2 separate regions of the Homo sapiens genome follow, and region 1 is linked to region 2. Evidence: chromatin contacts called from ENCODE Hi-C or POLR2A ChIA-PET data. All regions are on one chromosome and are shown on one strand. The core of a region is the stretch at or near the end of the contact, and the rest is flanking DNA. Distances in the headings are between cores, read along the strand shown. Region 1 holds the start of MRTFA-AS1 (MRTFA antisense RNA 1). Region 2 holds the start of RPS19BP1 (ribosomal protein S19 binding protein 1).

Region 1 (5,494 bases), core at 2,058-4,557, 990 kb before region 2:
TGGGCACAGTGACTCACCCCTGTAATCCCAGCATTTTGGGAGGCTGGGGCGGGCGGATCACTTGAGGCCAGGAGTTTAAGACCAGCCTGGCCAGTATGGCGAAACCCCATCTCTACTAAAAATACAAAAAAATTAGCTGGGTGTGGTGGCCCATGCTTGTAATCCCAGCTACTTGGGAGGCCGAGGCAGGAGAATTGCTTGAACCTGGGAGGTGGAGGTTGCAGTGAGCCGAGATTGCGACATTGCACTCCAGCATGGGTGACAAGAGCAAAACTCTGTCTCAAAAACATACACACGCACACGCACAAAAATAAATAAAGCTTATGTTAAATTGTGTGTATGCACATACACAGGTAGGTACAGTTAAAAGAGGAAGAAGATGGATGGAAGCATAATGATTAGGAGATAGAGCTGTTAATTTGGAACCTCTGCAGTCAAAGTGCTCCCTCCACTGACCAAATACTGCATGATAAGGAGGCACTCCATCTCATTAAACTGTTCCCTCTGACCAGTTGAGTTTGTATAAATCTCTTTTACATTTTTGCCTTTGTTTCTATTTTGTAAGACTTATTGAAATTTATCTTTGCAGTGTTTGTGTTAGGCCATGTTCTTGGCAGAGCTGTGGCTCCTTCCTGTGTACACTCATTTACTCTCAATTTGCTGAACCTCTCAGAAGTTTTCTGTCAAAAAACAACACGTTAAATTTTTTGTTTGCTTTTGTTGGGTAAGAATAATCTGATTTGTTGTAGGCATAAAATGGTGGTGTTAGTATACAATGTTTTAATTATTTTTTTGTGTAGCTTTTATTTTTGAGCCAGGGTCTCACTCTGCTGCCCAGGGTGGAGTGCAGTGGCATAATCACAGCTCATTGCAGGCTGGACCTCCCCAGGCTCAGGTGGTCCTCCCACCACAGATTCCTGAGTAGCTGGGACTGCAAGTGCACATCACTAGGCCCAGCTAAAAAAATTTTTTTTAATGAGAGACAGGTTTTCACTATGTTGCCCAGCCTGTTTTAATTTTTTGAAAGTGCATTTCTGCAATATATTTTGCTCATTGACTATAGGGTGTGAAAATTGTCCTTAACAATTCATGATGCTGTATCTTTCTGATTTTCTGTTTTTCTGTTTTTCCTTGCAAATAGGATCTTGAGGAACTAAAATATTAATTAAACTTGATTTTTTGAACTGTTTTCTTAGTATATTCTCTTGGGAATCGATAAGATTATATTCCTCAAATCAGTGCCATAAGACTAATTTATTTGGTTATGTAAAGTACTGAAAACTTAGGTATCAACATTAATTAGGTTACTCAAACAGATACTATGTCCGTATTCTTCTAATACCTTGCTACTCAAAGTATGTTCCAAGGTCTGGCAGCCTTTGTATCACCTGGAAGCCTATTAGGAATGCAGAATCTCAGACGCCACCTCAGACCTGCGGAATCACAATCTGTTTTAAAAAGATTATTTGCCGGGTGCAGTGGCTCACAGCTGTAATCCCAACACTTTGGGAGGCCAGGGTGGGCAGATTGCTTGATGTCAGAAGTTTGAGACCAGCCTAGGCAACATGGTGAAACCTCATCTCTACAAAAAATGCAAAAATTAGGCAGGCATGGTGATACACACCTGTAGTCCCAGATACTTAGGGGGCTGAAGTGGGAGGCTCACTTGAATTTGGGAGGTCAAGGCTGCAGTGAACCGTGTTTGCACCACGGTATTCCAGCTGGGCCACAAAGTGAGACCCTATCTCAAAAAAAAGATTGTCACATGCATATTAAAGTTGAGAAGTTCAGTTCCAAAAGATATTTTATTTTTATTTCCCAAGATGCTATGAGATGTGTTGGATTTATATGTGGGATTTATATGATGTCTAATTAGTATGGAAGAATAGGGTAAAACAGGAAACAAAAAAGAAAACCTGCTCCTGGTATAGTTCTCTGTGTTAGATAAACGTTCACAATTTGACAACTTTTTTTTTTTTTTGCCATTTTTCTTCATTTTTCAAAGAAAGAACAAATAGGCTTATTTTTGGCATTCTAGAATGTTTAACTGGGAAGGATCTTAGACATGACCTGATAACAAACCTTGGTTTTACAGGTGAACAGACGGGGGGCTAAGAATGTTAAGTGACTTACCCAAGATCATATAGCGTGGACTCCCTGTGACCTGATTTTCAAACTACTGATCTTTGGAACTCCTGTGCTACCCCTCTGTGTTGCTGAAGGCCATCTATTCTTAGTTGGTTCTATTGATGTTGGTTGAAACCATCCCGAACATACCTGTGGCTAGGCACAGTGGCTCACGTCTGTAATCCCAGCACTTTGGGAGGTTGAGGGGGGCGGATCACTTCAGGTCAGGAGTTGGAGTCCAGCCTGGCCAACATGATGAAACCCCATCTCTGCTAAAAATACAAAAATTAGCAAGGCATGGTGGTGCACACCTGTGACTCTAGCTACTCGGGAGGCGGAGGCAGGAGAATTGCTTGAACCCTGGAGGCAGAGGTTGCAGTGAATTGAGACCACACCACTGCACTCCAGCCTGGGTGACAGAGTGAGACCCTGCCTCAAAACAAAACAAAACAACCATCCTGCACAATTATGAGTGAGAGTAAATCCAACACATCTCACAGCATCTTGGGAAAATGATAAGGCTCACTTTCTTCTTTCCCTTCAGTGTGAACTCATGTAATAACTTCAGAGAAAGGCATTTCCCTGCTGTCTGGAAGTTGAACTCCTTCTACAAACTGGTGGAGCTTGCTGCCCAGTCCTGTGCCCTCCGAGCTGAGGGGAAGGCGTGGGGATTTTCTGTTCTACTGAAATGGCAGGATTATGTCATAGCAGTGGTTTTGAGTGTTTAGAGGTAGTGTTATTTTAATTATTTTTCTAACTCTGGTTTAAATAAAAACTTACAAATCAGGAAAGAACTGGCTATCTGTATGTTAAAAAAATTAAGAGAGGGCTGGGTGCAGTGTCTCACGCCTGTAATCCCAACACTTTGGGAGGCCGAGGTGGGTGGATCACGAAGTCAGGAGATCGAGACCATCCTGGCCAACCAACATGGTGAAACCCCGTCTCTACTAAAAATACAAAAATTAGCTGGGCGTGGTGGCGTGCGCCTGTAATCCCAGCTACGCAGGAGGCTGAGGCAGGAGAATCGCTTGAACCTGGGAGGCGGAGGTTGCAGTGAACCGAGATTGTGCCAGTGCACTCCAGCCTGGCCAACAGAACAAGACTCCGTCTTAAAAAAAAAAAAAGGAGAGAGAGAGAGGGAACATTGACTCTTACCTTGTACCATCCCAAAAATTCATTTGAGGCCGGGTGTGGTGGCTCATGCCTGTAATCCCAGCCCTTTGTGAGGTCAAGGTGGGTGGATCGCTTGCGATCAGGAGTTGGAGACCAGCCTGGCCAACATGGTAAAACCCTATCTATACTAAAATACAAAAATTGGCCAGGCGTGGTAGCGGGCACACATAGTCCCAGCTACTTGGGAAGCTGAGGCAGGAGAATTGCTTGAACCCAGGAGGCAGAGGTTGCAGTGAGCCAAGATTGCACCCCTGCATTCCAGCCTGGGTGACAGAGTGAGACTCTGTCTCATAATTAATTAATTAATTAATTAATTCAGGCTGTGGGATACTGCTCAGCAACTTTTAAAAAGGGGCAAACTTTAAACGTTTTAGAAATAAAACACCCTGAATGACTCTTGAGAATTACTCTGAGTGAAAAAAGCCAATCCTAAAATGTTACCTATTGTATGATTCTATTTATATAACATTCTTGAAATGACAAAATTATAGATATGAAGCACAGATTGGTTCTTCATATTGTCAGGGCCTGTGGATGGTGTGGGGCTGAAAGTAGATGTGGCTATAAAAGGTCAACATGAGGGATCCTCAGGGTGATGGAAATGTGTATGTTGACTAACAGTGCCAGTATTCTGGTTGTAATATTGTACTGTAGTTTTGCAAGATGTTATCATTGGAGGGAACTGAGTAAAGGATACATGAGCTCTTTGTATTATTTATTATGTGAATCTATAATTATCTCAGAATGAAAAGTTTATACATGAGCTGTTTATTATTTCTTATTATGTGAATCTATAATTATCTCAGAATGAAAAGTTTAAAAACTACAATTTGGCAGCTTTTCAAAAAGTTAAACATAGATCCTGTGACCTAGCAATTCTACTTCTAGATATATATCCTAGAAAACTGAAAACATTTGTCTGTGTATTTTTACACAGACAAATGTTCATAGCAGCTTTTTCAAAATAGCTAAAAAGTGGAAACAACCCACATGTCTTTCAGTTGATGAATAAACAAAATATGGTATATCCATACAATGGAATATTATTCACTCATAAAAAGAAATCACTGTTGATATATGTTATAAAATGAATGAACCTTGGCCTTGTGTGGTGGCTTATGCCTATAATCCCAGTACTTTGGGAGGCCAAGGCAGGTGGATCGCTTGAGCCCAGGAGTTTGAGACCAGCCTGGGCAACATGGCGAAACCTATGTCTACTAAAAATACAGAAAAATTAGCCAGGCTGGTGGCATGTGCCTATAGTCTCAGCTACTCGGGAGGCTGAGGCACAACAGTCGCTTGAACCTGGGAGATGGAGGTTGCAGTGAACGGGGATCAAGCCACTTGCACTCTAGCCTGGGTGACAGAACGAGACTCGTCTTAAAAAAAAAAATGATGAACCTTAAAAACATTTTCCAAATGAAAGGACATAGACATAAAAGGCCACATATTGTGTGATTCCATTTAAATGAAATGTCCAGAACAGGAAATGGAGAGTGACTGCTGATGGATACAGGGTTTATTTTTGGGGCAATGAAAATGTTCTGGAATTAGTTGCGATAAACTATGGAATTATGCACTTTGAATGGTTGAATTTTATAGTATGTGAATTGTATCTCAATTTTTTAAATTGTGTGAGGAAAAAAATTCAGGTTTCTCTAGAGTGACAGCAGATCAGTGATTGCCTGGGGCTGGAAGTGGAAGGAGAAATTGAATACAAAGGGACACAAGAAAACCCTAGGGATGAAAATATATCTCTTTATTGTCGTGGTTATACAGGCATATGCAATTGTCAGAACGCTTTGAATTGTACACTAGGTGAAGTTTATTGTGTCTGAATTGAAGTTCAATAAAGTTAGTTTTTAAAACTTATAATAAAATTATCTCTAGTTGTTGTAAGCTTAAAATGACCTTTAGGTTAAAATTATCTTATCTCTTATTAATTATAAGGCCAACAACTATTGCAAAAATTACCTCATAGAGTCTGACTTCCGTTGCTAGTTTCTATCCAGTTTCCAAAGTGAAACTAGATTGATCACTTTCACTCAGACTTTGCTCTTAGGCGTTTGTACTAGCCTGACTCCATTATTGTGCTTTTCAGAACCCATGAGTGGGTGTGATTGTTATAACATTTTTTTTAAGTTTATGGAACATTCTATTGCTTTTATTTCTTTTTTGCTTTTATGTACAACAG
Region 2 (5,403 bases), core at 1,296-3,795:
AACCAATGAGGAAACTGAGGCACTCTTTGTTAAGGGATTGCTGGGGTCACACAGCTCCCAGCTGTCATTTGCACACTTTTCAGGAAGGGACCTCGCCCCCCGCCCTGGGCAGCCCAGCCTGGTGGCTCTGCCTCAGCTTCCCCAGCCACTCCTCCAGGCCAGGGTGAGAGTGGGAGGGGGTGCGGGACAGCAGGAAGCCGGGGCCACACGGTGCTGGCTGCAAGGAGCCAGCCGAGGCAGAAGGACGTCCGGACCCCCACCCCCACCTAGCCCGGGTGGGCGCAGCTGAGGCCTTGGAGTCTCGCCGCGTGAGAAAGCTGTCCTGCGGCGCCACCTATTGGCAGAAATGCGCCCGGCCCCGCGGATGTGCTGATAACTCCGCGGGAGGCTGGGGCAGCGCCTGGCCTGCCGTCCCGCCCGTGCCCGGCTGGGCTGCGGACGCTGCAGGGGTCCACCTGGCACGTTGGCAGAAAACTCCTCCACCCGGGGGACCGTGGGCTGATTCAGCCTAGATCGGGAGGAGGACAGAGCTTGGTCCTTTGCCCTCCTGAGAGGCTGACTCGCTGCACATCCCACGACCTCCTGGGCCTCAACCCAGCGGCTCACTGGCGTCCCAAACTCAGCTCTCATCCACTCATTTCGTGCGTTTCTGAACTCTTACCGTATGCCAAGCACTGTTCCAGGCGCTAGGGATATAACAATGAACAAAACAAAGATCCCTGCCTTGCGGAGCTTACAGTGGGGTATGGGCGGGGAAACAGACAATACGCAATACACATAATAAGTAAGACAACAATCCGGCTATGTTAGAAGCAGGAAGGAGGCATATGTCTGAACAGTCACTGGGTTCCAGGCCCCACACTCCCCTTAGGACAAAATCATGGAGTCTGAGGCCTTTGCGACCCTCCAGCCCAGCATGGCATCCTGAAGGGCCACTCGTGTGTCACAGGGGATAGGTCCTCGCTACAGCGGTCTCCGCCTAGAACAATCCCCGCTGCCCATACATGGTCAGCTCCTCCTCACCCTCCAGGGGCCTACCTGACCCCATGGCTTGACAGGCCCCACCCAGCACCACAGCACTGCTCTCCCTGGTGGCTGGGACAGGAGCGCCCCCACAAATCCTGCGGCCAGGCTGCCAGTCTTAACTCCCACCCCTGACTCCACCCGTGTGACCTTCGCCTCTCTGTGTTTGTTTCCTCGTCTGTAAAATGCAAAAGACAATTCCTACCTGGAAGGGTAGGGGGGATAAACAAGTTAACAAATGTAAAGCACGTAGAACAGCACAAATGCTTGAGTTTGTGTTGGTTGTTATTATTACTCTCTAGCCGATGGAGCTTAAACGGTGTGGTCTATCCCGGAGGACGAACTCCAGGTCCCACACTCTGTGGTGTCAAGTACACAGAAGGCCCTCAGAACCCGGCTGAGTGAACCCAGTGGTCCCTTCTGATTCACCGTTCACTTATTGCGTGTCTTCTCCATGCCAGGTGCTGGGCTGCCAGCTGCAGATGGAGCAGCGAACAAGCCCAGGGCTCCTCCCCCAGGTAAGCAGTGTCACTTCTAGGCCAGAGGGGCTCAAATGTTTTGGTCTAAGAAGCTTCTTACATTTAAAACTTCAGAATCCCCTCACTCCTGTAATCCCAGCACTTTGGGAGGCTGAGGTGGGCGGATCACTTGAGGTCCGGAGTTCAAGACCAGCCTGGCCAACATGGCAAAACCCCGTCTCTACTAAAAATTTTTTAAAAAGAAAATTAGCCGGCCGTGGTGGCGGGCGTCTGTAATCTCAGTTACTCGGGAGGCTAAGGCAAAAGAATCGCTTGAACCCGGGAGGCGGAAGTTGCAGTGAGCCGAGATCGCTGCACTCCAGCCTGGGCGACAGAGCGAGATTCCGTCTCAAAAAAAAAATTAATTTAATTAAATAAAATAAATTTTAAAAAATTCAGGATCCCAAAGAACTTTTGTATGTAGGCAACTGATATTTGCCATACTAGAAACTAAAACAAAAATTTTACATATTCATTAATTCACTTAAAATGACAATAAACCCATTGCTTGGTAACATAAACAACGTATTTTATGAGAAATAATTGTAGTTTTCAAAACAAAGATATGTCTTTAATGTCTGGCTTAAGGGAAGACAACTGGATTCTCATGCTGCACTCAACCTGTGCGATACCTAGTGCTGGTTGAAGTATATGAAAAACACTCCGCCCTGTCCCCATCCTAGCCCGCCACGGAGCCACGAGACCCGAGAGGATTGGCCAACCCGGCGGAGCAGGTTGCGGACGGCTTCCGGGGAAGGAGGGGACTGAGCGCCAGGAGCCAGGTAGATTGGGATTGAGTAACACATGTGTCTTTCTGCGCCTTGGACCCGCCTCCAGTTTCCGCCCCTTCTTCCGCTCAAGTGTAAACCCCTAACGCATGCGTCCTAAGAAAGATGGGCACTTCCGCCCATCCCCCTCCGGATCCCTCTGTTCGGGCTCGGGTTTCCGCCGAGACGACAGGGACTGCCAGGTCGGAAGTAGTGTGAGGCTCGTGGGCGGAGCCAAGCGCCGCCATGTCCGCCGCCCTGCTGCGGCGGGGCCTGGAGCTGCTGGCGGCGTCCGAGGGTGAGGAGGGCTGGCCAGGGGACGTCCGGCGCGGGCAGGAGGATGGTAGTGGCTGCGGGCGGGAGCCCTGGATGGAAAACAATCCAGGCCGGGCTTAGCCCCAGTGGCATGGGAACGCTGCGCGCCCTCTGACCTGGGTCTCTTCCTCTCTCTTCCCCTACAGCCCCCCGGGACCCTCCAGGTCAGGCCAAGCCGAGAGGGGCTCCGGTGAAACGGCCCCGGAAGACGAAGGCAATTCAGGCCCAGAAACTGCGGAACTCGGCCAAGGGAAAGGTGCCCAAGTCGGCACTGGGTAAGTTCGGGAAGGGGCTGAAAGTGCTGCCTCCGGTGCTGGGACCTGCGCCCCAGAGGAGGTGGCGCTTGAGGCAGGGCTTGAAGCGTTCGCCCGGTATTGCTAGACCTACTGTGTGCCAGGCGCGGAGCGGGGCCCTGGACATACGAAGGTGACAGAACACGCCACCGTCCTGGTCCTCGTGGACTACGGCCCTAGTGGGGAGAGAAGCATCAAAGAATATCAAACCCAGTGTGTCATTGCTAAGTGCATTGAAGCCTATGAATTAAAAGACTACGGTACTCTGATGGGGACTTAGGCCAAGTCAGCCTTCTCTGAGGAAGCGACATTTCAGCCGAGAGCTGAAGGATGTATAAGAGTGAGCTAGGTGAAAAGTAGGAGAATATTCTAGGAAGAATAGTATGTGCAAAGGTCCTGAGTCAGAAAGGAGGTTGTTGCCTTTGAGAATTTGAAAAAATAAAGGCTGGTAAAGGTGACCTAGTGAATGAGGATCAAAGATGGAGCATTTAAACACATTCACTAACACTCTGTACCAGGTGCTGATTCTAAGTGCTGTACAAATGTAAGCTCGTTTGATCCTTACAGCAGCCCTTTGAGGTCGATACTACTATCACCCCCGTTTTACAGATTCAGAAAAAGGCACCTGCCCAGGTGGTACAGGCATTGTGGCTGCCCGGGCATTGTGTCTCCAGAGTGCTGCTATTACCTACTCCATTGAAATAGGACATGCTGTGGCCTGGGCAGTGGCTATAGCAGCAGAGATAACAAGAGAATTGTGCAGGTGGAAAATATGTTAAAGAGGGGGCAGCAGAGAATTTCAGCCTTTAGAGGGGTTTTAGTGGTGAATTGGCTGTGAAGGTGGAGCCTAGTTTCTTGGGGGACGTAGTGTCACTTAATAGACATAAAGACTTTCGGAGGGGCTGGTGTAGGCAAGATGGTGATATTTTGACATGTGTCAGGACGTGGCAAGCTCTTACTGTGTCTGAATCCCTAGAGTCTAATGCATAAAAGATGTTAAAGTATTTGTTAAAAGAATTATGAATTCCAAGGAGGAAATACAACTTAAGCCAAAGTCTGGAGGCAGGAAAGTGAGACAGGTTTGAGCCCCAGCGATACTTGCCATGAAGCAGGAGTGTGGAGTGCCAGAGGTCATTCCCATCTGTCCCAGCCCTTGTCTCACTGTCGTGTCCTGGGTGCTCACCCACCTCCCCTGTTGGATGGAAGCTCCTAAAGGCACACACCTCCTTGGGCTTGTCCGCAGCCTTGGTGTCCACCACAGGTTTTGGCACATAGATGCTGAGTGAGAGGAATGGCAAGCCTCGCAGCCAATGGAAAGAACACCTCTGCAGCTGCCACTTTGCTCCAAGCTGCATCGTCTCTTGCCTGAATTATTGCAGAAGCCTAGCCGGTCTCCTGCCTTCCACATGCCCCTCCCCCCGTAATCTTGTTCTCAACAGCAACCAAAGTGATCGTGTAAAATCAGAAGTCATTCCTTGTTTTTCCTCTGGGTGGCTCTCATTGTAGTCACTAAAAGGTGGCGGTCTTAGGGTGCCTGACAAGGGCTATATGACCTACCCCCACCCCCAGCCAAACTTGGTCTCTTCCTGCTACCCACTCCCCCTACTCCAGCTGTTTTTGTTGTTGTTTTTGGTTTGTTTTTTTTTTTTTTGAGATGGAGTCTTGCTTTGTCACCCAGGCTGGAGTACAGTGGTGCAGTCTCATCTCACTCCAACCTCTAGCCTCCCGAGTTCAAACGATGCTCCTGCCTCAGCCTCCCGAGTAGCTGGGATTACAGGTGCCCACCACCACACCCAGCTAATTTTCGTTATTTTTAATACAGACGGGGTTTCACCATGTTGGCCACGCTGATCTCGAACTCCTGACCTCAGGTGACCTGCCTGCCTCGGCCTCCCAAAGTGCTGAGATTACAGGTGTGAGCCACCGCACCCAGCCATTCCAGCTGTTTTGTGTTTTTCAAACACATTTGACACATTTCTGCTTCAGGGCCTTTGCACTGGGTGTTCCCTCTACCTAGACAAATGCTCTTTCCCCGGATATCCACAGCTCTCTTCGAGTCATTTCAGTGAGACCTTCTCATTCCCTCCTATTTGAAATTGCACCCTCCACCCCTGGAATTCCCCTTTTCTGTTTCCTCTTTTGTTTTTCTCCATGAAATGTTTGCGCTTCTAAAATACTGGGTCCTTTGTCCTTCATCTCTCACTGAAGCGAAAGCTCCAGAGTAGCTCCCTTGGTGAGTAGTATTCAGGACATAATTGTTGGAAAATGGGGGTGGGGGCCAAGAGCCTGGGGCTTTCAGCAGGACCTGTGTGGAGAATGCATTTGATGGAGAAGAGCCCAGCCGCTGTAATAACCTGGGAAGGGAACGATGAGGTCTTTGGCAGGGCCATGGGCCAGGGACTGAGAATGGTTCCAGGGGGAGTGAATCTGAAATGGTGCTCCCTGCCTGCTACCCACAGACGAGTACCGGAAGCGAGAGTGTCGAGA

Evidence for each region. A loop is a pair of places that touch in the nucleus more often than their neighbours do. ChIA-PET counts read pairs that join two places held with the same protein, here RNA polymerase II (POLR2A). Pooled maps may share reads with other maps.
Region 1: a pooled map shows a loop between it and region 2 (2.6-fold over the local background). The contact joins the promoter of MRTFA-AS1 here to the promoter of RPS19BP1 in region 2. A Hi-C loop is called at or near these places in 1 of 168 maps with a recorded cell type or tissue (naive thymus-derived CD4-positive, alpha-beta T cell) and 1 of 50 pooled maps. POLR2A ChIA-PET finds 5 or more read pairs at or near these places in 2 of 52 experiments (A673 and MCF 10A).

Annotation. Positions count from the first base shown.
Region 1 is chr22:40,519,613-40,525,106 of GRCh38, reverse strand. MRTFA-AS1 (MRTFA antisense RNA 1) reads right to left here and starts at 3,307. Exons shown (of 4, transcript NR_109965.1): 1 at 2,134-3,307; 2 at 1,667-1,741; 3 at 1,389-1,582. The region is part of intron 3 of MRTFA (myocardin related transcription factor A); the gene reads left to right.
Region 2 is chr22:39,529,890-39,535,292 of GRCh38, reverse strand. RPS19BP1 (ribosomal protein S19 binding protein 1) reads left to right here and starts at 2,545. Exons shown (of 4, transcript NM_194326.4): 1 at 2,545-2,606; 2 at 2,770-2,898; 3 at 5,376-5,403. The coding sequence starts at 2,555. RefSeq lists silencers at 190-279, 340-389, 255-549, 2,621-2,780, 2,961-3,090 and enhancers at 2,351-2,400, 2,451-2,510, 2,300-2,815, 2,816-3,331.